Regions from separate parts of the Homo sapiens genome. Here regions 1, 2, 3, 4, 5 and 7 are each linked to region 6. Evidence: chromatin loops called from intact Hi-C (ENCODE). Cell type or tissue: dorsolateral prefrontal cortex. All regions are shown on one strand.

Evidence for each region. Peaks named below come from ENCODE experiments on the same cell type or tissue, not always from the same donor. Only the 100,000 strongest peaks of a DNase experiment are listed, where the experiment ranks them.
Region 1: it touches region 6 in a loop (4-fold over the local background); 14 of 110 quality-filtered maps call a loop at or near these places.
Region 2: a loop joins it to region 6, with 3 times the contacts of the local background. A loop is called at or near these places in 13 of 110 quality-filtered maps.
Region 3: a loop joins it to region 6, with 3 times the contacts of the local background. A loop is called at or near these places in 30 of 110 quality-filtered maps.
Region 4: it touches region 6 in a loop (2.5-fold over the local background); 31 of 110 quality-filtered maps call a loop at or near these places.
Region 5: a loop joins it to region 6, with 13 times the contacts of the local background. A loop is called at or near these places in 100 of 110 quality-filtered maps.
Region 7: it touches region 6 in a loop (2.6-fold over the local background); 5 of 110 quality-filtered maps call a loop at or near these places.

The regions. Positions count from the first base shown.
Region 1 is chr3:170,497,523-170,501,522 of GRCh38, reverse strand. It overlaps SLC7A14 (solute carrier family 7 member 14), which reads left to right. Exons shown (of 8, transcript NM_020949.3): 3 at 178-414; 4 at 2,639-2,856. All of the region lies in intron 2 of SLC7A14-AS1 (SLC7A14 antisense RNA 1), which reads right to left. Among named protein-coding and RNA genes, the nearest start is that of SLC7A14-AS1, 32 kb to the right of the region's middle. In dorsolateral prefrontal cortex, a CTCF peak has its summit at 1,760; a DNase peak (open chromatin) is centred at 1,742; H3K27ac peaks cover 3,918 bases.
Region 2 is chr3:170,187,276-170,191,275 of GRCh38, reverse strand. No RefSeq gene overlaps it. Among named protein-coding and RNA genes, the nearest start is that of PHC3, 7.5 kb to the right of the region's middle. In dorsolateral prefrontal cortex, a CTCF peak has its summit at 1,963 (motif pointing left); a DNase peak (open chromatin) is centred at 1,972; H3K4me3 peaks cover 602 bases.
Region 3 is chr3:170,688,999-170,692,998 of GRCh38, reverse strand. All of the region lies in intron 2 of SLC7A14-AS1 (SLC7A14 antisense RNA 1), which reads right to left. Among named protein-coding and RNA genes, the nearest start is that of SLC7A14, 100 kb to the right of the region's middle. RefSeq lists enhancers at 3,363-3,935, 3,936-4,000. In dorsolateral prefrontal cortex, CTCF peaks have their summits at 2,215 and 2,415 (motif pointing right); a DNase peak (open chromatin) is centred at 2,428.
Region 4 is chr3:170,552,328-170,556,327 of GRCh38, reverse strand. The region is part of intron 1 of SLC7A14 (solute carrier family 7 member 14); the gene reads left to right. The region is part of intron 2 of SLC7A14-AS1 (SLC7A14 antisense RNA 1); the gene reads right to left. Among named protein-coding and RNA genes, the nearest start is that of SLC7A14, 32 kb to the left of the region's middle. In dorsolateral prefrontal cortex, a CTCF peak has its summit at 2,347 (motif pointing left); no DNase peak of the experiment used is centred here; H3K27ac peaks cover 402 bases.
Region 5 is chr3:170,412,188-170,416,187 of GRCh38, reverse strand. No RefSeq gene overlaps it. Among named protein-coding and RNA genes, the nearest start is that of CLDN11, 4.7 kb to the left of the region's middle. In dorsolateral prefrontal cortex, CTCF peaks have their summits at 1,663 and 1,872; a DNase peak (open chromatin) is centred at 1,847; H3K27ac peaks cover 795 bases.
Region 6 is chr3:170,810,100-170,814,099 of GRCh38, reverse strand. All of the region lies in intron 2 of LOC105374211 (a long non-coding RNA gene), which reads right to left. Among named protein-coding and RNA genes, the nearest start is that of RPL22L1, 58 kb to the left of the region's middle. In dorsolateral prefrontal cortex, CTCF peaks have their summits at 1,736 and 1,937 (motif pointing right); a DNase peak (open chromatin) is centred at 1,939; H3K27ac peaks cover 1,837 bases.
Region 7 is chr3:170,513,062-170,517,061 of GRCh38, reverse strand. The region is part of intron 2 of SLC7A14 (solute carrier family 7 member 14); the gene reads left to right. All of the region lies in intron 2 of SLC7A14-AS1 (SLC7A14 antisense RNA 1), which reads right to left. Among named protein-coding and RNA genes, the nearest start is that of SLC7A14-AS1, 48 kb to the right of the region's middle. In dorsolateral prefrontal cortex, no CTCF peak of the experiment used is centred here; no DNase peak of the experiment used is centred here; H3K27ac peaks cover 2,290 bases.

The DNA of each region.
Region 1 (4,000 bases), 310 kb after region 6:
TCAGAAGTGAGGTTGGAAGAGGTAAGAGTTGGCTCTGAATCGATTCATATACATAAAACTTTGTGTATTTGTTCTGAGATCCTAGAAAGTCTCAGTATGTTCCACCCAAGATTGTTGGCCACAGGATGTCAGCTCATCTCCTGAAGTCCACCATCTGTGTATGTCTGTCCCTTGCAGGCGTCTGCTATGCAGAGTTTGGAGTTCGAGTCCCCAAGACCACAGGATCTGCCTACACCTACAGCTATGTCACTGTTGGGGAATTTGTGGCATTTTTCATTGGCTGGAACCTGATCCTGGAGTACCTGATTGGCACTGCGGCCGGAGCCAGTGCTCTGAGCAGCATGTTTGACTCACTAGCCAACCACACCATCAGCCGCTGGATGGCGGACAGCGTGGGAACCCTCAATGGCCTGGGTGAGACTGCCACATCCTCCTACCCTCAACATGCAAACTTACCAAGCCACATAAATGAGTTCTCCTTTCAGAAAGCAATTTGGCAAAATGTATCAAAAGCCTTAAATATATCTCTCTTTTTCTTTTGCAAAGTAATTCTTTCTCTATGAATCTATCCATCCTTAAAAAATAATTCTAATGTCCATGGAAGCATTATACAAAAAGATGCTCACCACAGCCTTATTTACAATAACAAAAAGTTAGAGACAGCCTAAATATTCTACAGTGGGGCAAGTGACTAAGTAAATTGCAGACAAATACTATGTAGCTAGCAATTAAAAGGATGATTAGGGAAACTTGTAATAACATGGATTATGTTTTAATGTAATGTCATACGTCAAAGGCTACAAACCATACAGGCACATGTCAATAACTATATAAAAATAAAACCAATGCAGGAAAAAAAGAACTGTCAGCAATTTCTCCAGTGGTTTCATCAGATTTTTTTTCCAAATTTCAATGAAAAAAAATTTAATGAATAAAATGGGTTCCAGCCTAGAAGAGGTCAGGGAGGGGTAATATAACAGTGAATGCTAAACCATCAGAAGCTCGTGTAACAAATACCATGAGACCTCAGGCTCCATCCATCATTTGCCATCCACTCCTTTTTTTTTTTTTTTTTTTTTTTTTTGAGACAGAGTCTTGCTCTGTTGCCCAGGCTAGAGTGCAATGGCATGATCTGGGCTCACTGCAACCTCCACCTCCCTGGTTCAAGCAATTCTCCTGCCTCAGCCTCCTGAGTAGCTGGGATTACTACTCAGCTACCACACTCAGCTAATTTTTGTATTTTCAGTAGAGATGGGGTTTCACAATGTTGGCCAGGCTGGTCTCAAACTCCTGACCTTGTGATCCACCCACCTTGGCCTCCCAAAGTGCTGGAATTACAAGCATGAGCCACTGTGCCCGGCCACTCTCCATCTTGATGCCTGATAAACTCACATTCTAGAAAAGCTAAACAATAGTTGAGGAAGCTCTGGAATCTTGCCTCAGAACTTCCAAGGAATGATTCTGTGGCTGTGTCAAGTCATCTAACTTCGATATTCCTATATCAAAAGAACTGACAAAAATGCTGAGCACCCAAGTACCATGACAAGATAAAAATATAAAGAACAAACCTGTTCTGTGTACTGATTGCATAGAATTTTAGGTCTAAAAGAGTCCTCCAAAATCAGGCCATTCATGTCCTTCACTTTACAAATGAGGTCCAGAAAGATGAGGCAACTTGCCCAAGGCCACACATCTGGCTATGGGCAAAAGTACAGCTGAAATTCAAGATCCCTGCAGCTGAGGCAGTGCCTTTTCCACTCTATAGAGGGCAGGAGTCCACTGGCCGTTGGGCAAAACCAAGCAGGCAGGGCGTGTTCACTGGTTATTTTTTTCTCTACAACCACATATACACAAAAGGACAGAAAACCCCTCTTACCATCATTTTCAAAGACACACATTCTTAAAATTGTTGATAAAGAAAAGGTTTGGGAATGGGATGGAAATTTTACAGACTGTAAAATTAAAAATAATGAAGCTAAAAACAATTTTCAAACATGTTAGACCTAAATATACATCCCAAATATCCCAGGATGGTTCCCACTTCAAATGTTCTGTGCCATGGTTTCATAGGCGCTGTTGTAATTGTCACACCACATAGCCCAATTTTTGGTCCAGGATACCAGATCATCTTACCTATCTACCAAATCCTGCTCATTTGCAAATAGATACTGGTATCTGCTTGTGGACTATAGCATAGGCATGTGTAGGTGCACACACACACACACAGAGTTCCTTTTAAAGACTTACTGCCCTTCTTTTTTTTTTTTTTTTTTTTTTTTTTTTTTTGAGACAGAGTCTCACTCTGTCCCCCAGGCTGGAGTGCAGTGGCGTGATCTCGGCTCACTGCAAGCTCCACCTCCCAGGTTCACGCCATTCTCCTGCCTCAGCCTTGTGAGTAGCTGGGACTACAGGCGCCCGCCACCACACCCGGCTAATTTTTTTGTATTTTTAGTAGAGACAGGGTTTCACCGTATTAGCCAGGATGGTCTCAATCTCCTGACCTCGTGATCTGCCTGCCTCGGCCTCCCAGTTTACTGCCCTTCTTAAAGCTGAGTACGGATGCAGTGGGGTAGGACCAGGAGTTTGCATGGCCCTTTCTTCCCTCCAGACAATGTCAAATCATGTCTTTCCTCTCTAGGGAAAGGTGAAGAATCATACCCAGACCTTCTGGCTCTGTTGATCGCGGTCATCGTGACCATCATTGTTGCTCTGGGGGTGAAGAATTCCATAGGCTTCAACAATGTTCTCAATGTGCTGAACCTGGCAGTATGGGTGTTCATCATGATCGCAGGCCTCTTCTTCATCAATGGGAAATACTGGGCGGAGGGCCAGTTCTTGCCCCACGGCTGGTCAGGGGTAAGTTTGTTCCAAACACCTGGTGTGCCTGTCACACACTCTGCCTTCTACCCTGTGACCAACCTAAGACATATTTTCAAGAAAATGCTGTTCTGTTCCATAATTACCACAGCACCCTCTTTATCACCTTTTGATCTTAATTTAGTTGGAATATCCTGAAGAAGTGGTTCTTGTGTGTTGTTTTTTTTTCCACAGGCATTTGTTAAGATCTTATTTTATACAAATAATAATAATAGATTCAATGTTTTGGCAACCTGCAATTGCCTAAAATTGTGCTAAGTGTCTTTGCACGTACTATCTCATTTAATCATCCTGATAATCTTGTGAGGAAGATATTTACATTCTGCTCTTAAAGATGAAAAAAACTCCCATTCAGAGAGTTCAAATGGCTTACTGTTAAACACACAATGTAAGTGGCAGAACCCAGTCAGCCACGACTGCCTGGCTCCAAAGTCTGTGCAAGAACAGCTCAGTTCTATAGAATTATGTCTACAATCTACTAAGAGAGATCAAGAAGAACATAAATACACAAGGCAATAAAGGAGGCCAGGGAAAGGGGACAGTAGGGAAGGGATGAGTTTTGCCTGGGTATGACACTAGGAAAATAACAGTTTTTAATTCCAATGTCAGCATTTGACTCTAGGAGGAGAGTCCTACTGAGGTCAGAGGACAGCTGAGCTGGCCTAATGGAGGGCTGTGCTATAAATCCCATTCCAAAGGCATAGTTCATAACAGGCAGGTTTACCTGGTGTGGTCTAGGGGTTAGCAAGAGCATGGGCTGGACCAAAAGGATGTTTTCAGATCTCATTCCATGATCTGGCTAGTGCGGTTTATGCTAGAGAAAAATAGGAAGGTCAGAGAGGCAAATTCTTTATACTGACAAGTGGCTGTGAGTTGCACCTGGTTTCTTTCTCTAGGATGACTAAAAATACTTATGTTGTGGATTTATTGGTGAAATTCACTAGCCCACCTCTTTTTCATGGTAGAACATAAATCAGAGAATTTTGAGCTGTCAGGGACCTTAGAGGTTACCTGGTCCTATCCGTTCATTTAACAGATGAACAACCTAAGGTCGAGAGAGGCAAGTCTGCCTAGAACTGATGACAGAAAGCAAGTCCAGGATTCCACCCACTTTGCTTTTGCA
Region 2 (4,000 bases), 620 kb after region 6:
AAAAAACCGAGTTAACAAAAAAAAAGATTTGACATGACACTGATATAAAGCTTTATATTTTTAATATTTATTTACTTATTTTTGAGATAGTAGGGTCTTGCTCTTTCGTCCGGGCTTGAGTGCAATGGCACGATCATGGCTCCCTACAACCTTGAATTTCTGGGTTTGAATGATCCTCCCACCTCAGCCTTCTGAGTAGCTGGGACTACTGTGAGCCACCTCACCTGGCCAAAAATTTTTATTTTACTTATTTATTTTTGAGACAGAATCTCGCACTGTCATCCGGCTGGAGTGCAATGGCATGATCTTGGCTCACTGCAACCTTTGCCTCCCGGGTTCACGCGATTCTCCTGCCTCAGCCTCCTGAGTAGCTGGGATTACAGGCGCACACCACCACACCCGGCTAATTTTTTGTATTTTTAGTAGAGATGGGGTTTCACTCTGTTGGCCAGACTGGTCTCGAACTCCTGATCTCGTGATCCACCCGCCTCGACCTGCCAAAGTGCTGGGATTACAGGCATGAGCCACTGTGCCTGGCCAAAATTTTTATTTTAATACATTAGAAGTATACAAGCAAAAATCTATTCTCAGTTACAGAAGCCCAATATTTTAAAATATAGCATATGCAAATTAAAGAAATGTATAATGCTAACTTTCAAAACTAGGGATTGCCTCATAATTAAAGAATATGTCCTTTGGAAATAGGATAGAAGGATTATTTTGCTTTAGTTTAGCATAATAATATGTGGCAAAACAACAAAAAGTGAACAATAACAGCTACACTTATTGAGCATTTTTAATGTTCTATTTATATACATTATTTCATTTTTTGTTTAATTTCACAATAACTTTGTGGTAAATATTATTCTCATTTTTTAGATTAGCAAAGTGGGGATTAGAGAGGTTAAGGAGTTTCATTCATTCAATGCATAATTTTTGAGCGCTTAATGTTTTAAGAACTAGGAATATCACAGTGAGCAAAATGTGGAGCTTACAACCTGGAGGTTGGTGGGAATAGTAAATAAATAAACAAGTAAGTATGTACATAATGTCTGTTGCATTGAAGTGCTATGAAGAAAAGTTAGTGGGATAAGGGAAGAAAAGTGATGAGAGGGCCATATTAGGTTGGGTGGTCAAGGAGCGCTCTCTGAGGAGATGTCTGAACAGAGGTCTGGATGGAATAAGGAAGTGAGGTCAGTGTGAAAGGCATCCCTGGCTGGGGAAGTAGCAAGTGCTAAGGGGGGAAATAAGGAGGCCAGTGAGGCTGCAGCCAACAGAGCAAGGGAAAATCACTCAGGGCCATATTGGTGGGACAGGAAGCCACTGGGGGATTTGAGAGAACAGTGACACTCTGGTTTACATTTCTTCCTTAAGGTACTGTATGCAGAATAGACTGTAGAGGAACAAGAACAGAGGCCAGGTGACCTGTCAGAAGCCTATTGCTGTGGTCCAGGAAAAAATCTGTGTCTTGACTTAGGCTGATAATGGTGGAGGTGACAAGAAATGTCAGATTTGATACGTGTTTTGAGGAATTCATGCATGTTCACAGTGGTGTGGCCAGAGATGCGGTTATACTTTGAAGATGGAGCTGATAGGATTGTAAGAGGTCACAGAGCTGGTGCATGGTAGAGCCAGGATTCAAGTCTTAGTTTGTCTGATTCGAAAGCCCTGCTTTACAACAGTGCTTCTAAGCTGCCACAATGCTAAGCAGAAACTAAGCATAAAAGCAGAATGGAAATGAGAGTGTACAGCATCCTCAAGTGTTTATTGAGCATCTGCACACTTGTAGTGAGGCCTTGTGGCACTAAGCAAAAAATTCTGGAATGGGAGGATGGGAGGTCAGAGTTTAGATTCTGCTTTTGCCATGAATTCTTCCTCAGTATGGGTCACATCAATTCGAAAGTCCCTTCCAACTTTAATGCTCTGTTTCCACTCTTCAGCACCGAGGGAGATACAGCCAACTGTGTACAGTGCCACCCACTGGTATATAAGGGAAAGTAAGACTGGTAAGCATGTGATTTTTTTTTTTTTTTGAGACAGTTTTGCACTTGTTGCCCAAGCTGGAGTGCAATGGACCGATCTCGGCTCACTGCAACCTCTGCCCCCCAGGTTCAAGTGATTCTTCTGCCTCAGCCTCCCTAGTAATCCTAGTAGATGAGATTACAGGCACGCATCACCACGCCCGGCTAATTTTTTGTATTTTTAGTAGAGACAGGGTTTCACCATGTTGGCAAGGCTGGTCTCGAACTCCTGACCTCAGGTAATCTGCCCATGTCGGCCTCCCAAACTGCTGGGAATTACAGGAGTGAGCCACTGCGCCTCGCCAAGCATATGATTAACATAATGATCTATTGCAAAAGTAGGTGAGAGGTAGCAAGGCTAGGGAATATGTTTTCAGTTTCAATAAAATTTGCTTTATGGCCAGGTGCAGTGGCTCATGCCTGTAATCCCAGCACTTTGGGAGGCTGAGGCAGGCAGGCAGATCACCTGAGGTCAGGAGCTCAAGATCAGCCTGGCCAACATAGTGAAACCCTATCTCTACTGAAAGCACAAAAAATTAGCCAGGTGTGGTGGTGTGAGCCTGTAACCCTAGCTACTCGGGAGGCTGAGGCACAAGAATTGCCTGAATCCGGGAGGCAGAGGTTTCAGTGAGCCAAGATCACATCGCTGCACTCCAGCCTGTGTGACAGAGCGACACTCTGTCTCAAAAAAAAAAAAAAAAAAGAAAGAAAAAGGAAAAAAAATTGGTTTAGTAAAAGTATTTGGAGTCGGGCGTGGTGGCTCACGCCTGCAATTCCAGCATTGTGGGAGGCTGAGGCAGGTAGACGGCTTGAGGTCAGGAGTTTGAGACCAGCATGGCCAATATGGTGAAACCCCATCTCTACTACAAATACAAAAAAATAGCCAGGTGTGGTAGCATGCACCTGTAATCCCAGCTACTCGGGAGGCTGAGGCACAAGAATTGCTTGAACCTGGGAGGTGGAGCTTGCAGTGAGCCAAGGCCGAGATCCAGATTCGGCCACTGCACTCTAGCCTGGGTGACAGAGTGAGAATCTGTCCCCCCCCAAAAAAAGTATTTGATTTTAGAGTATTAAAGAGAAAGCAAGTCTATCTATATGCCATTCAAATTTACAGGCTATACTGAAATTTTGTCTTATTCAACCAAACATTCAAGTCTTCATTCTCTCAACAAGCATTTAAAACTGATTATTATGCATATTCAATCATAGTTATTGAGAAAATCTAGATGAAAGAGGACCTCGATAAAAAGTTAAAAAAAAAAAAGGTGCATGGTGGTCAGTGCCTGTAGTTCCAGCTGTTCAGGAGGCTGAAGCAGGAAGATCACTTGAGCCCCAGGAATTCAAGGCTACAATGAGCTATGTTCATACCTGTGAGAAGCCACTGCACTCCAGCCAGCCTGGGCAGCATAGCAAGATTGTCTCTAAAAAAAATTAAATGAAAAAAAGAAAAAGAGGACTTTTTAAGACTTTACATTAGACTTTTTTAGACTTTACAACAATCTTGTGAGGTATTATCATCCCCTTTTTTCTTTACATTATAAAATAAAACTTGGGCTGGGCATGGTGGCTCACGCCTGTAATCCCAGTACTTTGGGAGGCCAAGGTGGATGGATCACCTGAGGTCAGGAGTTCGAGACCAGACTGACTGACAAGGTGAAACCCCATCTCTACTAAAAATACAAAAATTAGCTGGGCATGGTGGCAGGCACCTGTAGTCCCAGCTTACTCGGGGGGCTGAGACAGGAGAATTGCTTGACCCCAGGAGGCAGAAGTTGCAGTAAGCTGAGATTGTGACACCACTCTAGCCTAAGCAACAGAGTGAGACTCTGTCTCAAAAAAAAAAAAACAAAAAACCACAAAAAACAGAAAAACCCCAAGAAACTTGAAGCAATTAAATTACTTGCTCAACGTGGCTCATTTGGTAAAGGAGTGAGCTCAGCGTTAAAATCTAAGTCTGTTGGACTTTTTGTCTCATCACA
Region 3 (4,000 bases), 120 kb after region 6:
TAGAAATGCTCAATAACTCATTCATAGAAGTGCAACAAATGACTCATGTTGCACTATAACTGTGTGAGGTTGGTAAGAAAATGGATTCTAACATCTAGGCCTAAGGTGAGTCAGCTACATGGACACTGACAAGTGAGTAACCTGCTGGGATCAAGAGCTCTTGGCTTCCAAGTGAAGGCTCTTTTTCAGATCTTTCCAAGGAAATGTTACCAAGGAGCTACATTCAGGACAAAAGCTGCTGACATGAGAAAAGGGTTAGTATAGCCCAGAAAGACTAGCCTCGGTCTTGTCTGTATGACCGTATATGCTTAAGAGTATGGCACCAAGTTTTTACCGTGGAGGAGCCTGAGCCAACCTACAGAATGTTTGATTTGACCAGCAGAGTATTGTAGACAAAACATGAATTTGCAGCCCTTTCAGTTGAGGAAGCACTCTCAGCTTTGCCACTGCCCTTTGTTTCTTTCTGTCATTTGATCCTGCTCTTTTCCACTTCTTCACCTCAGTTGTATTACCTGCCTGGCTTTTGAAGACATTTGAGTTTGGACCTCTGCAGGGAACCATTGTACCTGAGATGGAAAGCACAGCAGCCCGCATGGACAGAAACAGGGCACTTCACCTCTGCAGTGTTCCTTCCATAACCCCAGTCTAATCATAAGCAAAATAATCAGACAAACCCAGATTAGGAGACATCCTACAGGATACCTGGACAGCATTCCTAAAGCCTGTCAGGGTCACAAAAAACAAGGAAAGACTGAAGACTGTCATAGGCCAGAAGCAAATGGAGAGACATGGCAACTAAATGCAATGTAGTGTCCTGGATCAGATACTAGAATAGTAAGTAACAGGTCATCAATAGGAACACTGGTGAAGTCTGAAGAATGTCTGGAATTTAGATAACAGTTACGTACCAATAATGGGCTCTTAGTTTTGACAAATGTACCATGGTAATGTAAGACATTAACAATGGGAGAAACTGGGTGAGGGGTATACAGGAATTCTCTTTGCTTATATGTGTGACTTTTCTGTAAATCTAAAATTATTCCAACATAAAAAATTTAAAAATCCTTCTTTGTATAGCGATGAAAATGGAATGAGCCCATCCAGAACCCATTTCTTCCCTTCTCTCCACATTCCAGATACTTGAGATGCAGTAATTCTTTGCTCACATGTCTCCAGACCTACACAGGACTCTTCTACATCTCCATCTTCCACATGGAGACTATGCTACCATTATAAATCTGTCTAGGCCCCTGTGGTCCCCAAAAGGAGGCTGTTTACAAGCTCGTGTGGACAGGGCTTGGATAGGGAAGCCAGTGTGCCTATGTGCAGGAGGCTCCTTGTGGGGTCGGATGAAGCCAGGGGATGGGAAAAGAGGGTGAGTGGGCTGCCAGTGGGGATCCCTAGCTGTCCCAGGTCATCACATTCTGGGGAGAACTCTGAGAAGTCCAAGAAGGCTGCAGCTGAGCTTGGCCTCTCAGATCTTTACACATATTTATGAAAAGTAGGAGGACGGAACATATTAATTCATCAGTCTCTTAGCTTGATGTAAAACTTTTAGGTATCCAGACATATGGTGCGTGGGCCTCCACTGGTATCTGAGTGGGAAGACACATGGGCCAGGTGCTGTGAATCTCTCTCCGCACCTGCTAGAAGTGGTGCTCAGGGCTGTTGCCCTTCACCTTGCTTTGCAGTGTATATTTCTTAGTAGAGGTTGCAGAAGCCCAATCAAACAAGCAGAATATGGCACAGCAGCCTCAGGACAGAATTCACCCTCCCTCTACCCCACGTCGCATCCCAGGGCAGGAAATATTACCCAAGTGGGGATAAAGGATATCACGGCTTTTTGTACAAAAGGTCCACATGTCAAAATACATGTGGTTGGCTTTAAACACAAGGAGAAAGACACAAAAGGATCCTGGTTGAAGTCTTATGGGAAAAATGACCAGGACCAATGCTGAAGTTTTATCAAGGAGCAGGCATATCTTTGCTCTGCAGGAACTGGGGAAATGTGTATATGTGTGTGTTGAAGGGATGGGGACCAATCCACTCCAAGGTCAGATCTGCTCTGAAAGCCAGGCCACTGTGCCCCACGTTTTCAGAATAAGGCATCAGATCCCACCCAGGGAACAGCATCTGGGGTCACCGTGTGGCCTTCACCTTCACCTGCCTCCTCTAGACTCAGAACATGTTAGAGAGCTCCACAGTGGACACCTTTATATAAACATAAAATACAAAAATACAGAAAGCATATATTTATAAACAATAAATAAATAGGTAAACATAATAAAATTTAAATAAATACGCATAAATAGAATACACATTTTATAAAAAGGAAGCCTGCAGAAGACACACGGCTTTCCTAACACACATAACGCCCAGGCCGGCCAGGCCGGCCAGGCACTTCCAGCTGCCTCCGGCACACCGCCACTAGGGGGAGCGGGGTCCCTGCACTTCCTGTGGTGGTGGTGGTTATTCTCCAAGACATTTTAAAGGCCCCACTTCATCCTCTTTTTTATTTTTCCCACTCTCCTGCCCACAGAGCCCAGAACAAGGGGGAAATGGAAACAATGAGAGAAGACATATTTTCTCCTAACAGTAGGTTCTCACTCAAGTCTCGCCCACCCCGGGGAATTCTGACTCAGTTGGTCTAACTAGGGTATAGTCTGGGCATCAGGAGTTTTGAAGTTCCTTGCATTGTTCTGCTGCTCTAACACCCCCACACCTGGGAAGACGTTTTCTGTTTTAGGCCAACGTTTCCCAAACTGCCATGCCACTGAGACTTCATTCAGGAGAAAGACATCCTTGGGCATCCTTTCAGCAGCACTGGGCAAATCCATGCTATAAGTGTAGACACAATAATGGTGAACTTATACTTCATGCAGTGTCAATAGACACATAATACTCTCCCCCATTGCTTGCTATTAGCACCATATTTGGCACAGATAAAAATCAATATAAAAATAGCTTACTGCGAGGGCTAGAACTTAAATACCTAAACTATTTCACTATTTTAAAAAACACAACCTAAGGCAATAATTTGTTTCAAGACTTTAAAGTGCTAAGTAAATATTTTAAATTGTAAAATTATGATACGTATTCTTGATAATTACTAGGCTTTTCATTTGCACAGAGGTCCTTTGCATATGAATCTGAAGGCACCAAGTGTTTTTTTTTTTTTTTTCCAGAAAATATGTAAGGAATCTTGAAGGGTAGACTCAACTCCTTGGAATGCTCTTCACTGATCACTTGTCCTGAGGCCAAAGCAGGCAAAGCCCCAGGGGCAGCTCTAGAATGTCTGTGAGAGACTTAGTCCTAATGCTGACAGCCTGGTGGCACAGACTGCCTGCTAGGCCCATGTCTCCTGCCCCCACTGAACTGTACTTTCCCTCTTTGTTAAAAGGAAGAGAAGCAATCCAGAAAAGAATTTGAAAAAGGAAATGAACTGGAATGTCACTGGTAATAGTCTCTGCCTCTACATGGGGAACAAAGAGAGTTCATCTGATAGGTAAAAAAACAAGGGATGGGTCTGGGCAAGATGGTTCATGCCTGTAATCCGAGCACGTTGGGAGACCAAGGTGGGAAGATCACTTGAGCTCAGGAGTTGGAAACAAGCCTGGGCAACATAGCAAACCTCGTCTCTAAAAATAAAAAACTTAGCTGGGCATAGTGGTGCACTGCACACGTGTGGTCCCTGTCAGGCCTCTGAGTCCAAGCCAAGCCATCACATCCCCTGTGACTTACATGTATATGCCCAGATGGCCTGAAGTAACTGAAGAATCACAAAAGAAGTGAATATGCCCTGCCCCACCTTAACTGATGACATTCCACCACAAAAGAAGTGTAAATGGCTGGTCCTTGCCTTAACTGATGATATTCCACCACAAAAGAAGTGAAAATGGCGGGTCCTTGCCTTATGTGATGACATTACCTTGTGAAAGTCCTTTTCCTGGCTCATCCTGGCTCAAAAATCACCCCCACTGAGCACCTTGCGACCCCCACT
Region 4 (4,000 bases), 260 kb after region 6:
AGACCCCAGTCTTTATCCAGGTTACAGGCCATTATAAGCCCCACAGAAAATGAATTTGCCATATAAGAAATGGGCTGGGATCACAACTATTTATGAGTATCATATCTTAGATACATGTTAGCTAAGGTCTGAAAGTACAAAAACCATAGCATCTCATTGCAAAAAGATGATATAATTCAACACCTTCATTTTACAAAAGAAGAAACTGAAGCCCAGGGAGGTAAACCATATTTTAGTACAACCAACATTTGTGGTACACCCACTATGGGCAGAACTTTGTGCCAGATTGCACATTTAGTAGGGGAGATAAAGAAACTATGCCAATTGTTAAAGTAATGAGCAGAAGAGTTGTAAGGCACCATCTTCTAGGAATCTCTTCTAAGCAAACATCAAAGATGTTGTCAGATTTACATGCAAACAAGTTCACTGTAGTATTATTTATAATAGAAAAATTTGATAGAAAACTAAATGTCTAACAATATCAACATGGATAATTACATCAATTATGTCACTATAGTCATGTGCTATATAATGGTGTTTGAGTCAACAAACTACATATACAACCGTGGTCCCATAAGATTATAATACTATATTTTTACTGTAACTTTTCTACATTTAGATACACAAATCCTTACCACTCTGTTCCCATTGCCTCCAGTATTAGTATAGTCACATGCTGTACAGGTTTATAGCCTAGGAGCAACAGGCGATACCATGTAGCCTAGGTGTGTAGTAGGCTGTACCATCTGGGTTTGTGTGGGTACACTCTATGAGGCTTGCACAGTGATGAAATTGCCTAGGGAAGTCCTTCTCAAGCATAGCCCCATCATTATGTAATGCATGACTGGATATAGTGGAATGTTGAACAACCATTCAAATCATATTTTATAAGAATATTTTAATCATCTGAACAAATGTTCTTAATATAATGATAAGTGAAAACAGCAGGATACAATATTGTATATACAGATTGAACATAATTTCAGACCATTTTCAACCAAAATGTTAACAGTGGCCAATTCTAGGGAGTGGAATATGGGTGATTATTATTTTCTTCTTCACACTCCCTGTATTTCCCAAATTGTCCACAATGAGCATGTATAACTTTCATAATTAGCTAAACAAGCAATATATATATTATATATATATATATTTTTTTTGAGACAAAGTCTTGCTCTGTTGCCCAGGCTGAAGTGCAGTGGTGTGATCTTGGCTCACTGCAACCTCCGCTTCCCAGGTCCAAGCAATTCTCCTGCCTGAGCCTCCCGAGTAACTGGGATTACAGGTGTGCACCACCATGCCCGGCTAATTTTTTGTGTTTTTAGTAGAGATGGGGTTTCACCATGCTGGCCAGGCTGGTCTTGAACTCCTGACCTGATGATCTGCCCACCTCGGCCTCCCAAAGTGCTGGGATTACAGGCGTGAGCCACCGCGCCCGTCCCACAAGCAATATTTTTTTAAAAGTGCTTGGCAACCTCTTCACAGATTACTTTCCACTGGCACCATCTTCAAGTAAGGGACTATAAGTAAGGAAAAATAGATGAGGGCAAATAACCTAAGGATATAAACTTCATTCTTTTTGCATCAGGGTGTTGTTGAAGGCTCCTGAGCAAAGAGATAATAACCACAGTTGGGCTTTAGGAGGAACATCTGCCGTGGGGCAGAGAATAGGGAGGAAGGGACTGAAAGCAGAGGCCAATCAGGCTGTGACTGCAGTGGTCAGGGCAGCTGGTGGCTCATGAAGGCTGAAGCAGGTGAATGCTGTGGGGAGAGAGAAAGGGACTGTGTCACAAAGGCCTAGTGCTGGCTCTTTGTGGAGATGAAGGAGAAGCCACCCAGCTGGGAAAAGGAAATGCTGAACATCAGTTACAGTGCAATTTCCACATGGCCCCTGAGACTTTGTACTAAATAAATGAAACATAGGCATGGAAGACAAAATGTGAATTAATAAACCTCCTACAAGAACTATTTCTCCTTAGCTTAAGAAGCCAGGAGCTGCCATCTGACTCATGGTTAATTTCATTCTGGTCATTCTGAATTGCATTACTGACATCATGGCTGTGCAGTGGAAGATGTAATAGTATCAATACTCTAATCACTCCTAGCCATGCCCAGCATGGTTCCCGGACAGAAAAGAAGAGCTGGCAAATGTCTCAACATTTATTGTTTTCATCCTCTTCTTGCTCTTGCCCATTTTTTTTTCTTTTTTAGCTCTGGAATTTGCAGTTTTCCTTAACAACTGACTATCAGAGTCACACCAAGGAGGTCTTAAAAATACGGAGAGAAACAAAGCTACTGGAAATATGCACAATGATATATTCATAGTGCCATCTGTAGGCAGTGGAATTCATGGTAATGGGTACTGCTTCTTTCTATTTAGCCATGTTTCTCAAGACTTTTCCAATTAATGTGTATTAATTTTGGAAAGAGAAAAAAAAGATAATATTAAAATGTCAAACCATGCCAAAAAAAAAAAAAGTTTTTTTAACGGTGGCTGGGGCACCAGAGCTGCAATGGGAGCATTTGTGTTTATGGTTGACTCTAGTTCCAATATTGGCAAGCAAGTCGCTTAAACATAGCAGCTGCAATTCAGACAAATCTATTCTCCCACCTGTTCTCATTTCAGAAGCCCCTGCACTATGGCTCCTTTTAGGTCCTAGGACTTCTTCAACTGTTCATAGCCTCAGCTCATCCTCCACCGGACATTTCCATCATCCTTGAACATCTCACATGGGATATTTGAGTTTTAAACTGTCTCTTTCCTTTTGGACAAAAAAGCTTTGCCCCATTAAAGAATTCTTGCTATTTGGCAGGCTTTCTATTGTTGCAATGATGATGATGATGATGACGACGATGATGACAATGTTACTGTTTTGAACTGGGAGTTTCCCTTACTCCCTAAAATTACACGTACAGATTGCCTATCATCTCAAATAAGGGCATATGTAGTATATAAACAAATGGTAATACATCTTTATGAGCTGCAAGACTAATCAATGTCTCAGAAGAACTAGAACAGTTAGTTTCCTAAGGTGTAAGAACATATGGCAATACTGAAGATTCACTCTTTCGACCAAAATTTACTGACCTTAATGATATGCTAGGCACTGTGCTTGGGATTGAGGTAGAGCCAGGGATGCCAAGATGAACAAGACAGGGCACTTACAGCCAGTGGCAGAAAGAGAATCCAGCTCTTGTGTTTCAGAATGATAAATGCCGGAATGAAACTCCCCCCAAAAGGCACTTTGGGGAGCTCAAGGCAGGGCACAACTAGCTGAATAGAAGAACAGCAAGGCTTTTGCAGGAGCTGATGCAGCTAGTTCCAAAGGATGAATGTGATTTTCAAAGAGCTGTAGGTATACCTGGTAGAGGGGCAGTGCATGTGGAGATCAATAATCTCACAGGCTAGGTGGAATGTAGGAAAAGGATTTGGAAGGTGATCAAGCTGATAAGTCATGTTGAGAAGTTTGAACTTCATATTACAGACCATAAAGAGTCATCGAAAGCTTTCAAGCAAGGAATAACCTGGACAGTTTCCTATTTTAACCATGTGGGACATGGGCTAGAAAAGGCAGAGAAGAAAACAGGCAAAAGGATGCAGAAGATAACTTTAGAAAAGAAGCTCTCAATGGGTGTGGTATTGCCTCCTAAGCAATGTTCTAGAAATTTTTGAGATGTCTTGACTGTCAAAACAGTTGGGGGACACAGTGTCATTTAGTTGTCAGAGGCTAATAATGTTAGATGTACTGCAATGGGCAGCACGGTCACATATGAGGAAGAATTCGCTTTCAAATATACAACCAGACAATCACACAGGTCAAAAACCTGTTAATAATGATCTCAGCATCCCAGAACACAATACCATTTTGCATATAAACATAAAGTACTATGTATAAATTTTATATGTGCTATAAAGATTGATATGTAGATCAATGGAATAAAATTAAGAGTCCACAAATACATCCTTACATTGTTAGGCAACTGATCTCAATGCCCAACA
Region 5 (4,000 bases), 400 kb after region 6:
CCACAGGTCACACACACATAGTGTTTGTAAAGCCAGATTTCAGAACTCAGGCACTAAATGGTAAAAAAAAAAAAAAAAAAAAAAAAAAATTGCCAAGTTGTTAAGATTGCTGTCTTGGACTGGGACCTCCTAGGTTCACATTCTGTCTTCACCACTTGAGCTGGCCCTTCACCTACGTGACTCTCAGGTTCTTCATGTACAAAGTGAGATAGTAAATGCCCCCTTAGGGCATGGTGAGGATCAAGTGAGATAATTTATATGAAGTACTCAGCATAGTGCCCAGCACTGCTGGACACTCATTCACATTAGACACTGTTAGAATGATTTATAGGAAGCGTAGATTAATTGGAAGTGGGAGTTCCCTTTGGTAGAGATACAAGCTAAATAATTAGGGTATTATTATTATCCAATGAAAGCAATTGTAAAGCCAGTGTCTAATCCATTCCAGCATAGATGTACAAAAGGCCACTTGAGGAGGCCACAAGATGTAACCTGTTTGAATTCATTAGCCCAAGGTAAAGAGAGGGCTTGTCCCTTCAAAAGGAAGGCAGGAAGCCATGGAAGCAAAGAGAACTGGGGGCCAAGAGGCAGAGAGACGCAATGGGAATCCTTGACTATTTTCAGAGTCTGTGGCTCACAGACTCTGAGGATGCGGTGCCATTAGCAAGGCTCTGTAGGGTGGGGAAGTCCCTCAAGCTATCTTAGCTGAGACTTTTGCTAAAATCATCCACATTGCGGCCAGGCACAGTGGCTCACCCCTGTAATCCCATCACTTTGGGAGACCAAGGCGGGTGGATAACGAGGTCAGGAGTTCGAGACCAGTCTGGCCAACATGGTGAAACCCCGTCTCGGGGTTTCAAAATTATACAAAAATTAGCTGGGCGTGGTGGCAGGTGCCTGTAATCCCAGCTACTCAAGAGGCTGAGGCAGGAGAATCTCTTGAACCTGGGAGGCGGAGGTTGCAGTGAGCCGAGATCGTGCCATTGCACTCCAGCCTGGGTGACAAGAGCAAGACTCCATATCAAATATATATATATATATATATATACAAAATTAGCCAGGCATGGTGGCACATGCCTGTAATCCCAGCTACTCAGGAGGCTGAGGCAGGAGAATCGCTTGAACCCGGGAGGCGGAGGTTGCAGTGAGCCGAGATCATGCCATTGCACTCCAGCCTGGGCAACAAGAGCAAACTCTGTCTCAAAAAAAAAAAAAATATCATCCACATTGCTTGGCTGTGGCTCTCCTCCCAAACCCTCTTTGTGATTAAGACCTGACTTCCCATGCAGCACAACTTACTAAACTGATATTCTGGGTCTGTCACAGTCTCAGGTACCCTTTAGTTGTAAGAGTCAGTCTCTCAAGGTCTAATCACCCTCAGATAAACGTCAATCGTTGGTCCCCAGACCATCCAGACAAAGGTCTTCTCAGTTAATTTTTTCTCAGCAAACTCTGCCATGCCATCTTTTCACATTTCCACAGTACATATCAGAACTAGGAAGGTAGAGCTGAGACCTGATTTCAGGTCTTCTAACCCTAAGTCCAATGTTTTTTTCCATTATAAAAAAAAATATAAGATGAGTCATATGCTCTGTGGCTTGAGCGTAAGTTCGTTCCTTCATCTTACTCTTATTCAAAGGTATTTGAAGGGGAGGATTAGGGGATTAGGGCCAGTAAGGCCCTAAAACCCAGATGTGAACTAAACAAAGGAAAAGGCCTGGTTAACTGTTCTTCTACCATTTACACCCAAAAATAGTCAATCAAACTAAAATGCTATTCAGATACAGCACGAATGCATACCACAAAGCAGATGTGACTGCTGGCAAGCATCAAAACCCCACATTGAGAGCAAAGTTTGGGCCAACGAGTAGGCTCTTAGCGCCTGCTAGTGGTTATCTTTTATCATTGCATGGCTGGTAAAAAACTGAAGGGAGCTGTAACTTGTAGAGAAACATGATTAACCTCAGCTTTGCACATTCCAAATGAGGGATAATTAAACCCAACTGGAATGTGCATTTCTCTGTGGAAGTTTTCTTCATATATTTTAAAAAGATGATTCACCTCTTTAGAAAACCAAACATGAAAACACAGGACATATATGAAATTACTTAAGCAAGATTACTCAATTAAAAAATCAAGTACTTCTACTAGGCCCTTATTTACTTATTTATTTATTTTGTTAGAGACAGAGTCTTGCTGTCCCCCTGGAGGCTGAAGTGTGGCGGCACAAACATAGCTCACTGTAACCTCGAACTCTGGGCCCAAGTGATTCTCCCACCTCAGCCTCCTGAATAGCTAGGACTATAGGTGCACACCACCACACCTGGCTAATTTTTTTATTGTTGTATTTTTTATAGAGATGGGGGAGGGGTCTCTGTATTGCCCAGGCTGGTCTCAAACTCTTGGCCTCAAAAGATACCCCCATCTCAGCTCCCCATCACATCCGGCCTGGGGACCTCTTTTTAAGGGATAAATTCCTCTGGTGGATTTTAAATATTTGATGATACACACATACACACATTTTTAGAAATACTGTAGAACAAATTCATAGCATAAAAAGAATATCAAACATAGGCTTTAAAAATGAAATGACCTGTAAGTTTCAGGATTTTGTCTATTTTGTTCATCACCGAAACTGTTGAATGTGGCACAGTACGTGGCATACACAAAGGCACTCAATACATACCTGTTGAATGGAGCTGACTGAAGGGTTGAAAGGGAGAGATTGAATTTGCAAGCCTACAAGTTCCACTAGGATGAGAACCTGAAGACACCATGCAGAAGAAATCAGGAGGTGGTGATTGGAGCTGGTCTAGGGAGTGGGCAAGAGGCAGAGTACAGCTCTTTGTGGTCTCGGGTACCCACCTGCCGCCCACAGGAAAGTGAAGCCTTCAGCAGTAGAAGGGATGTGTACTGCTCAGGTCTCAAACAGAAAAGTCTCTAATTACCTAGACACGCTGGCCTCAATGCATATACTTCCAGCAGAGAAGAGTGGCACCTTCACAATTCACTTCCACCTGGAGATTCAAATTCAGCTACGAGAGGGGAAAAAATTCCTTTTCAGGAAATTTCTCCAACAATCACTGTGGAAAACACACCAGGTTCTCTAGAACAGACAACAGGGCTCCAGGTGCTCCCCCATATCTTGCCCTTTCTTCACAGTGCAACTAGAATATCATTCCTTCAGAAGCCATTTCATCCCAAATTTCCCTTCCTTCAGCTTGTAGATAGAGTAAAATAATGAAAAACTTGTACCTGGAGTTTTAGGCTTGAATCCTCTCAGAGTGTTTTCTCTCTTCAAGTAGCAATTCTATTCATCCACTTCTCTGCCAAGAGTCTCAGACTGCATTAAATGATATCCTGTCTAATTCAACCTATGAGATCATAGTTCCTGAAGAAGAGCAAAAGTCCTTATTTTTAGCCCAAATTCAACTAGCGATTACATTTTCAGAAAACATAGTAGTAATAGAGTATATAAGTGCTGAAGTGAAAAATAAGGAAATAATCTAACTAAAAAGCCACATCTTTAAATTCTCTATCTTAATAATTAAGGGGCAGGGCACGGTGGCTCACGCCTGTAATCCTAGCACTTTGGGAGGCCAAGGCAGGCAGGTCACCTGAGGTCAGGAGTTCGAGACCAGCCTGGCCAACATGGTGAAACCCTGTCTCTACTAAAAATACAAAAAATAGCTCAGTGTGATGGTGGGTGCCTGTAATCCCAGCTACTTGGGAGGCTGAGGCACCAGAATCATTTGAATCCAGGAGGCAGAGGTTGCAGTGAGCTAAGATCACGCCACTGCACTCCACCCTGGGCAACAGAGTGAGACTCTGGCTCCCAATAATAATAATAATAATAAAGAACAGGTGTTTGTCGGCCAGGCGCAGTGGTTCACACCTGTAATCCTAGCACTTTGGGAGGCTGAGGCGGGCGAATCATGAGGTCAGGAGTTCAAGACCAGCCTGGCCAACATGGTGAAACCCTGTCTCTACTAAAAATACA
Region 6 (4,000 bases):
GTAGGCAAACTGCCTCTTGTATCATTTTGTACTCTTCCAGTCTATTGCTTATCCATGGGCTTCATGTCCTCCTCTAAGATTTACAAATCAAAACTTTGACTTAAGGCATTTCCTCTACTTTTCTCTAGTTTCACTCTTACCTGGCTTAGTGAGACGTAATGTTTTTGCAGGTGGTCTGATGTCTGTTATTAAAGGGAAATGCAAGGTTCACAGTGAGAACCCGACACTGGTTTTAGCTCATTCCTTGCAGGAAGCCTGATTTTTCTCACTCAATTTTGTTGGTCAAAATTTAATGAAGGCTGTAAAATCCAATGCAGGATGAGAAACACAACATTCATTCCTGGGTACTCATAGACATTCATGGAGACACTTAGGAGCATCACTTGGGTAGACAGGAGCACGTTCTTCTGCCTGACTACATCTTCCCTACTGAAATGCTGGTTTCGAGTTCACATACCCAGAGATCACTGAAAGCCAGGCACTGGGGAATGGCTAGTAGGGAGAATAGTACAGGGGAAAACACTTCACCCGTGGGTATTCACGAGCTTCCCCAGGAGTGTTTTTAGATCAGAAGACAACTGGTGAATTTCCAGGAACAGCTGCTTCAGTGCTGCCACATCCGTCAGCTCTCAACACGTGTTAGTGTCTGTCCTCCCTCCTTCTTTGGAATTTAGAACTGTGCCATGGTCTGGTTGCAGGAATCTCATTAAAGAGCTTCCCTTTCTGTATTAGTTTGCTAGGGCTGCCATTAACAAAATACCAGAGACTGGATGGCTTAAACAACAGAAATGTGTTTTCTCACAGTTCTGGAGGTTGGAAGTCCAAGATCATGGTGTGATCAGGTTGGTTTCTGGTAAGGCCTCTCTTCCTGTTCTTTGTAGACAGCCACTTTATTCCTGTGTCCTCACATAACCCTTTTTCTGTGAGCACGCAAGGAAAGAAATTTCTGGTGTCTCTTCTCCTTCCTATAAGAACCCCAGTCCTTCAGATTATAGACCAACCCTTAGGACCTCACTTAATCTTAATTACCTCCCTAAAGGCTTGAACTCCAAAAACAGTCACATTGGGAATTAGGAGTTTAACATCAGAATGGGCTTGGGGACTGGGAGAGTAGTTCAGTACTTTAACGCTTTCCCTGACAGAAAATTTTGTGATCACCTACTACATGTTGGGCCCTGTGCCACATGCTGGGGATAATAATTTATAAAAATGTTTCAACCCCTGCCTCAAGGAGCTCCTCCTCTGGGGACTGAGTCTGCAGCCATCAGAGGAGTGGGGTCACAATGAGATGTCTGGAAATGGACCTCTGTGGTAAGTGGGGATTCCTGCATGGCTTTTGCTATGATCGTATCTCAAGAAAGCAAATTCTGCAAATATTCTGAGTGGGTGGTAGTAGAGCTATTTTCTTGATGTGGCAGAGTCGCATACAAAAGCCCTTAAAGGGATCAATGAGACGAATTTCTGAGCTAGTCTGAAACAAGAACTGGGGATGAACTTTGGCAATTGGGCCAGAACTTAAACACAGGATTTTGCTGGGGTCCCAAGGTTCTGCCCATTTGGGACAATCTCTTTCACATGCGCCACACCATTCCCCTTACCACGCCAGCAGATTCAAAGAGGCAGCTTGGTACGTTTTGGTAGGTTTTGGGAGTGAGAAGGCCTGGGGTGGGGGTTGCGGCAAGAGGAGAGCAGCAACCCCTCTCACATTATCAGCTGTGCAGAACCAAGGAGAACCTAAGAAGATCCGCCAAACAGAAAAAGCTGAGATTATGCTTCACAGACCCAAAGACTTTTAAGCTCTTTATTAGCTGCAACAGAATCACCACATGGCAGTACAAAAATGTTCTTGAACTTGACACTTGAACTTGGCTGCAACCCTGCTGGTAAAACTTAGTAATTAGGCAAACAAAAAGCTGGGGAGTGCAATTACGGCCATTGAACCACTAGGGGGCACTCATGGTTTCTCATTCAGAAGAGGAGAGGGGAGGAGGAGGTTATAGGGCTATGGCTTAGGGTGGGGCATTCAGTGTGGTATTGGAGAGGGATGAAAGTTAAAGCTGTTTTGTGTGTTTGTTTTTTGGAGGGAGAGGTGTTAAAGACCTAGTTATTTCGCTAATAATATAGTATGCATTAACCTGGCCTTGACTTCTGTGAAGCTAGCGGGCCCAATAGACTAGCTGGTGGAGAGTTCTGGAGTGTGACATCCCAAACAAATAATTGTTCACTTTAAGATAACTTTCTTTCGTGGGCATTAGAAAAAGGGCATGTTTTGCATCACGAGGGAGAGCGTTTTACGCGCATGCACACACATACTAAACAGACACACCTACTGACTTAAAAACATCAACACACTGTCTGAATATTGCTTCAGGTTGGAAAACAAGGTTGCATCCAAATTGTGTCATCTTTTCAAAATACAGCTGGAGAGAAAATGCTGCCTATATTTCAGGGAGCTTTTAAATTTCAGTGACATACCAGTCTAGGCTGCCAAAAGCTAGAAGAACATGAGTCATCAAGCTAGGTGCACTGATCATAGGAAACACCAGGTCTCAGGCTCCAGCCATCCCCTATCCTCTTCCCTACCCCTACACAAATTTGTGGCTTGTGGCCAGTACCAGGATTTGCTGTTAGTCCCCATGTTCCCGGGGCCTCCTTTCCTCTAAGGTCTTCCAGCCATTGTAACTGGCTTTCTTCCCTTTTATACCTAATAGAGAACTGCTGAGGGCCTTCTTCTTTGTATTTGGGATTATCGGATCAAAAGATTGAAAGTGTGATTGCCAGGTTCTCCCAGAGCGTCCTGCATCCAGATTTGCCACCCTCATCTCATCTGCAGGAGGTGACAGTCAGAAGCAGAAGTTAGACCATGGGCAAGGGCCCTAAAATATTCATTAGGCAAAAGCAAGAAAGCTTGCCTGCCATTGGGGCAGGTGTTGGGCTTGAAACGTTCAGTGTCATTATCTCATTTAATTTTTACAACAATCTGCCAGTTGCTATTACCACCTCCATTTTACAGATAAGGAAACCGAGGACCAGAGAAGCTAAGTACCTTCATATAGATCTGGGATTTAAATTCAGGCATTCTGACTTAAAATTGAATGTATTTTTTAGTCCTAGCTACAAAGCCACTGTCTACCAGAACTACTTGAAATCTCCTTCCCTTTTCTCTGGCTTCTCCTTGTAATTGAGGATCTTACATTGGCAATGGTTATATGAATGATGACGATGATAATTACAATACCAGCTAACTTTTACTGATTACTTACTATAGGCCAAGCAATGTGCTCAACACCAAACTTTTATATCTTCAATTCTCACAGAAAATTTACCGTGAAGTTAGTATTTTTACTGCCATTTCATAGATGAGGCACCTGAAGCTTAGGAATGTTAAGAAATTTTTGCAAGATTACACACCCAAGTAGAGCCTGGTTTGGAACCTAGGTCTAATTGCCCCTAAGCCCGAGTATTTAAACCACTATGCTATACTGTGCATAGGGAGATAATTGAATCTATGGAGAAATACTCAGGGCTATAGTACTACTAATCAGACCTTTAAAAACTGAAAGAATAGTGAAAAGGGGTATAGTCATATCTTTATGTGGCATGGTATAATGATGAAGCTGGAAAAGAGTGCTTACATTCTAAAACAGGAAGCTTTCTAACCTTCCCTGCTTAGAAAAATAATCAACTCTGATTATTTCCATGTATTCTGTTCTTGAATTGGAAATTCCAGGAGTCTGGTTTTAATTGCATAGGAAGTCAACCTGGACTGTTATTGTTTGTCAGGAGTCTGTTTTATCATTTTTATGGTCAAGCAATGGACTTCATCACTAGGGATTTAGTTCATGTGTGTTTCTGTTTCAATGGATACTATCAAGTAATTAAGGTTGAGGGAATGAATGGCTACTTTATTGCTAAACGCTAGCATCTGGCTATAAAATGAGGAAAGAGGGAGTGGTCAGGGGAAAGTGGAAGTATGACTAACACTGAACTTCAGTTAATA
Region 7 (4,000 bases), 300 kb after region 6:
CCCCATTTTATGATTCATCATAAAACTAAACAAGCAGTTTTGCTGTGCCTCACACTAGCTGAAAACCATTTGCATAATCCCAAAAAACCCTACAAAATAAATGCCATTATCATACTTATTTTGCAGATGACAAAACTCAGGCTCAAAGAGGTTAGGTGACTTGTCCAGAGCCACAGGGTGGTCAGTGGCAAAGGCTGGGTCTAAATATGATTCAGCCTGCTTCCAGAGACCATGACCCCCATGCTGCTTCATACAGACACAAACTTCCAAATTTATTATTTATTTATTTATGTTTGAGATAGGATTTCACTCTGTCCTCCAAGCTGAAGTGCAGTGGCATGATCATGGCTCCCTGCAGCCTCAAACTCCTGGGCCCGAGTGATCCTCCCAATTCACCCTCCTCAGTAGCTGAGGCTATAGGTGTGCATCACCACACTCAACTAATTTTCTTTCTTCTTCTTTATTTATTTATTTTATTTTATTGTTATTATTATTTTTTTTTTGTAGAGACAGGTGTCGCTGTGTTACTCAGGCTGGTCTCAAACTCCTGACCTCGAGCTATCCTCCTGCCTCAGCCTCCCAAAGTACTGGGATTACAGCTGTGAGCCACTGTGCCTGGCCCACCCCTAAATTTAAAAACTCACCAAAGAGAACCAAATGAATCAAGGAACGCTCACGTTTATTGGGGTTTCAAAAGACCCTGTACCTCACCCTATTGACTAGCAGAGCACTTTTCCAGATCAAAACTTCTCTAAGTCAGGTCATGAAGATGACTTGTAAGCTCAGCATCTTTCTGTCACCTGTCAGCAGTGAGGAGAAAGGTGTTGTAAAGTTCATGTAGCTCTTCTATATAGGGATCAATTGACAGCCCTGTAGGAAGGATGTCAGTTAACCAATTCAGAGAAGGTGAGCACATTTTAATAGAAATTTGCAAGTTTCTTAAATTGCTGATGGTGATAATGAGTTTCCTCCAGCAAAGCCAGGAAAACCTGGGCTTCTTTTACATCTTCTGCAGCACCTAGTAGTGTGGACAGTGCATGCCATGAGCACCTAGCATGGCTGTAGGAGGGACTGACCACCTTCTCTGGGCCCAGCATAGCAGGAGATGCTGCAGAACATGGGAAAGAACCCTGAGACAAAGGGCTTGATATCAATATGAAGAAACAAGATGTGCACACGTGAAATAATTGTGAGTGCTGCAAGAGACAATCAGGCCTGCGTCAGAAGTCGGGACACCTGAGGTCTGATTCCAGCTCTCACCCTCAGCAGTCCAGGGCCCTCAGGCAAGTCATTCACATGTCCTGATCTCAGTTTCCTCCTCTGAAAAATGAAGAGTTTGAATTAGATTGCCTGTCTCATTAGTTTGCATGAAAAACAACCAAGAGAGGGGAAAGATTTGTAAAGAAGGGCCTATTGTCTCAACTCCCCCCCCACCCCAACACACATCCTAACCCCAGCTAGCATCTGGGAGCCAGGTGCAATTAGTCCCTGTAGCTGAACTGCCTCAGTTCAAGCCCTGCTTTGTCATTTTCTCCTTGTATGACTTGGGAAATACATTTAACCCTAGAGCTTTCCAAACAGGTTGCTGAAAGTTAGAGGTGTGCCAAGATATGGATCCTTCAGCTTTAGGACACCTGGAAAGTGATATAGGCCCCAGGCTAGTGAGCAGCCTCGCCCTTTTATACATTACAACCTTTCCATATCCATAATATATATATACATATATATATATTTTTTTTTTGGGGGGGGCGGACAGAGTCTCACTCTGTCGCCCAGGATGGAGTGTAGTGGCATGATCTCAGCTCACTGCAGCCTCTGCCTCCCAGGTTCCAGTGATTCTCCTGCCTCAGCCTCCTGGGTAGCTAGGATTAGAGGCACATACCACCCTGCAGGGATAATTTTTGTATTTTTAGTAGAGATGGGGTTACGCCGTGTTGGCCAGGCTGGTCTAGAACTCCTGACCTCAGGTGATCCACCTGCCTCGGCCTCCCAAAGTGCTGGGATTACAGGCATGAGCCACCGTGCTTAGCCCAAATATTATTTTCAAGGTGGGTTATGTGATATGGAAAAGGTTGAGAAGTCCTGATAACCTGTTGAGATCTTGGATTCATCATCTGCAAATGGAAATTATAACAGTTTCTGCATCATAACCATCTTGTGAAGATTAAGTTTTTGTATGTAAAGTGCTTAATATGCCCATGCACATAGTAAATGCTCAGTAATGTTTGTATTATTATCACCACTACCAAGAGTATTGGCCAGTTTCCAACCTAACAAGACTAGGTTCTTAGTGCAAATGAGTAGTCCTGGTTCCAATGCTGAAGCTCCTCAGTCCGCCGCTAGCAAAAAAATGGGTAGACTTGCCTCCTACTCACTTTCCTCCAGATGAACCCTGTGCAAAGAGCACGCTTTTGACTCTGAAAGTATATGCCCAAGAAGAATTCTCTTCTCTACAGGAACAGCCTCCTTTAACAAGGCTATGCCTTAAAACACATTGTTAATAGGCTGTGCCTCAAAACAAGTAAATCAATATGTATAATAATTACAAACAGTGACGAGTGCTATAAAGGAAAATAAACAAGGTATCATGACAAAGTACTTTTTCTGAAGAAGTGATACTTAAGCAGCCTCAACTTTGTGCACTGAAATAGATGCTAGAGATGCAGAGATAAGTAAGGCATGGTACCTGCCGACAGCCATGGGATAAACACCTGAGACAGGAATGTTGATGAAAACTCATGAAAAGGAGTTATGCCAAGCACCAGCCCTTGCCCTCAGAGGTCTGCACAGCAGACTTTCTGAGTGGAGTCTAACTCGCTGATCACAGCAGCTCAGGAGCTTTGCATGTGCCAGGCCATCTACTTTGAACACTCTGGCCCACTCCTCATGTTGCTAGTTCACAGAGGCTGCAGACAAGGAGCCACGGCCACCCCAGGGAATCAAAAAGCTCCTGACACTTGCCCTGGCAAGGAGGTGAGATCACCAAAGCAAGGGGTGCAAGGAGAGAAAAGAACTGAAGGGAGAACTTTGTTAAATGACTACACACAGATGGAGATGGATAAATAAGAAGCGATGATGAAGAAAGAAAAGAAGTGGGCAGAAGAAAGGGAGTGAAACCAAAGGAAGAACAGATTCTTACACAAGGGAACAGAGAGGGAATGAGTGTTTGCATCACAAGCTGCAGGGACACTGATAAAAGGCCATTCTGTTGACAGCTTGTGGGTTAGAGATGGCAATTTCTGGGGTGTGATGAAGGCCAACACCACAGTGCAAAGGGAAGCATTAGCATGGAGAAGAGCAAACAGCAAGCAAGAGAATGGATCCTTTATTTAACAACCCAACGAATGCATTTGTCCTGGACACAACCTGTGCCTGTGCCTTGTTAAAAGTCATGAATATGTATGTGAAAAGCAATTATTTGCTAACATGCAACATAGACATTTTATATACTATTCTTCACCACTCGTCACTCTCATAGATCTGGCCCTGAAAAGTCCCTTGCAAAGTAATTGAAAATATATATATAATGTATACATTTACATATGTATGCATATACACATATTTGCACAAATATATCTGTAGACCTTATTAACTCTTTAGACATTTCCCACTTGGAATAAATTCAACAATAGCCCTTGGCTATATTAATTTCTCTTGAGAGTTTGTTTATAAATGCCCTAGCTTATCATTTCTTTGACTTCTAAAGAAAAATAACCAATATAATGAGTTTCTCTTATATGTGAAGTATAGATACAAACACCTGCTCCTTTGAAAACATTTCTAAGATTATTTTAATTAGGAGAGTGCTTATGTGGCAAAATACTATAAGCTCAGCCAAGGGCACTTGCTATTTTTCTTGGTGGGAAAGCCTCTTTCAAGAAGCCCCCCAGTGTATCCAAGGGAGTCACTATTCCATTCACTGGAGTTCTCTTGTTCAAAATTTAGCTCAAAACTCACCATTGCTGTTGCATTCAGTAGGAGCTACTTAGCTAGAAACAAT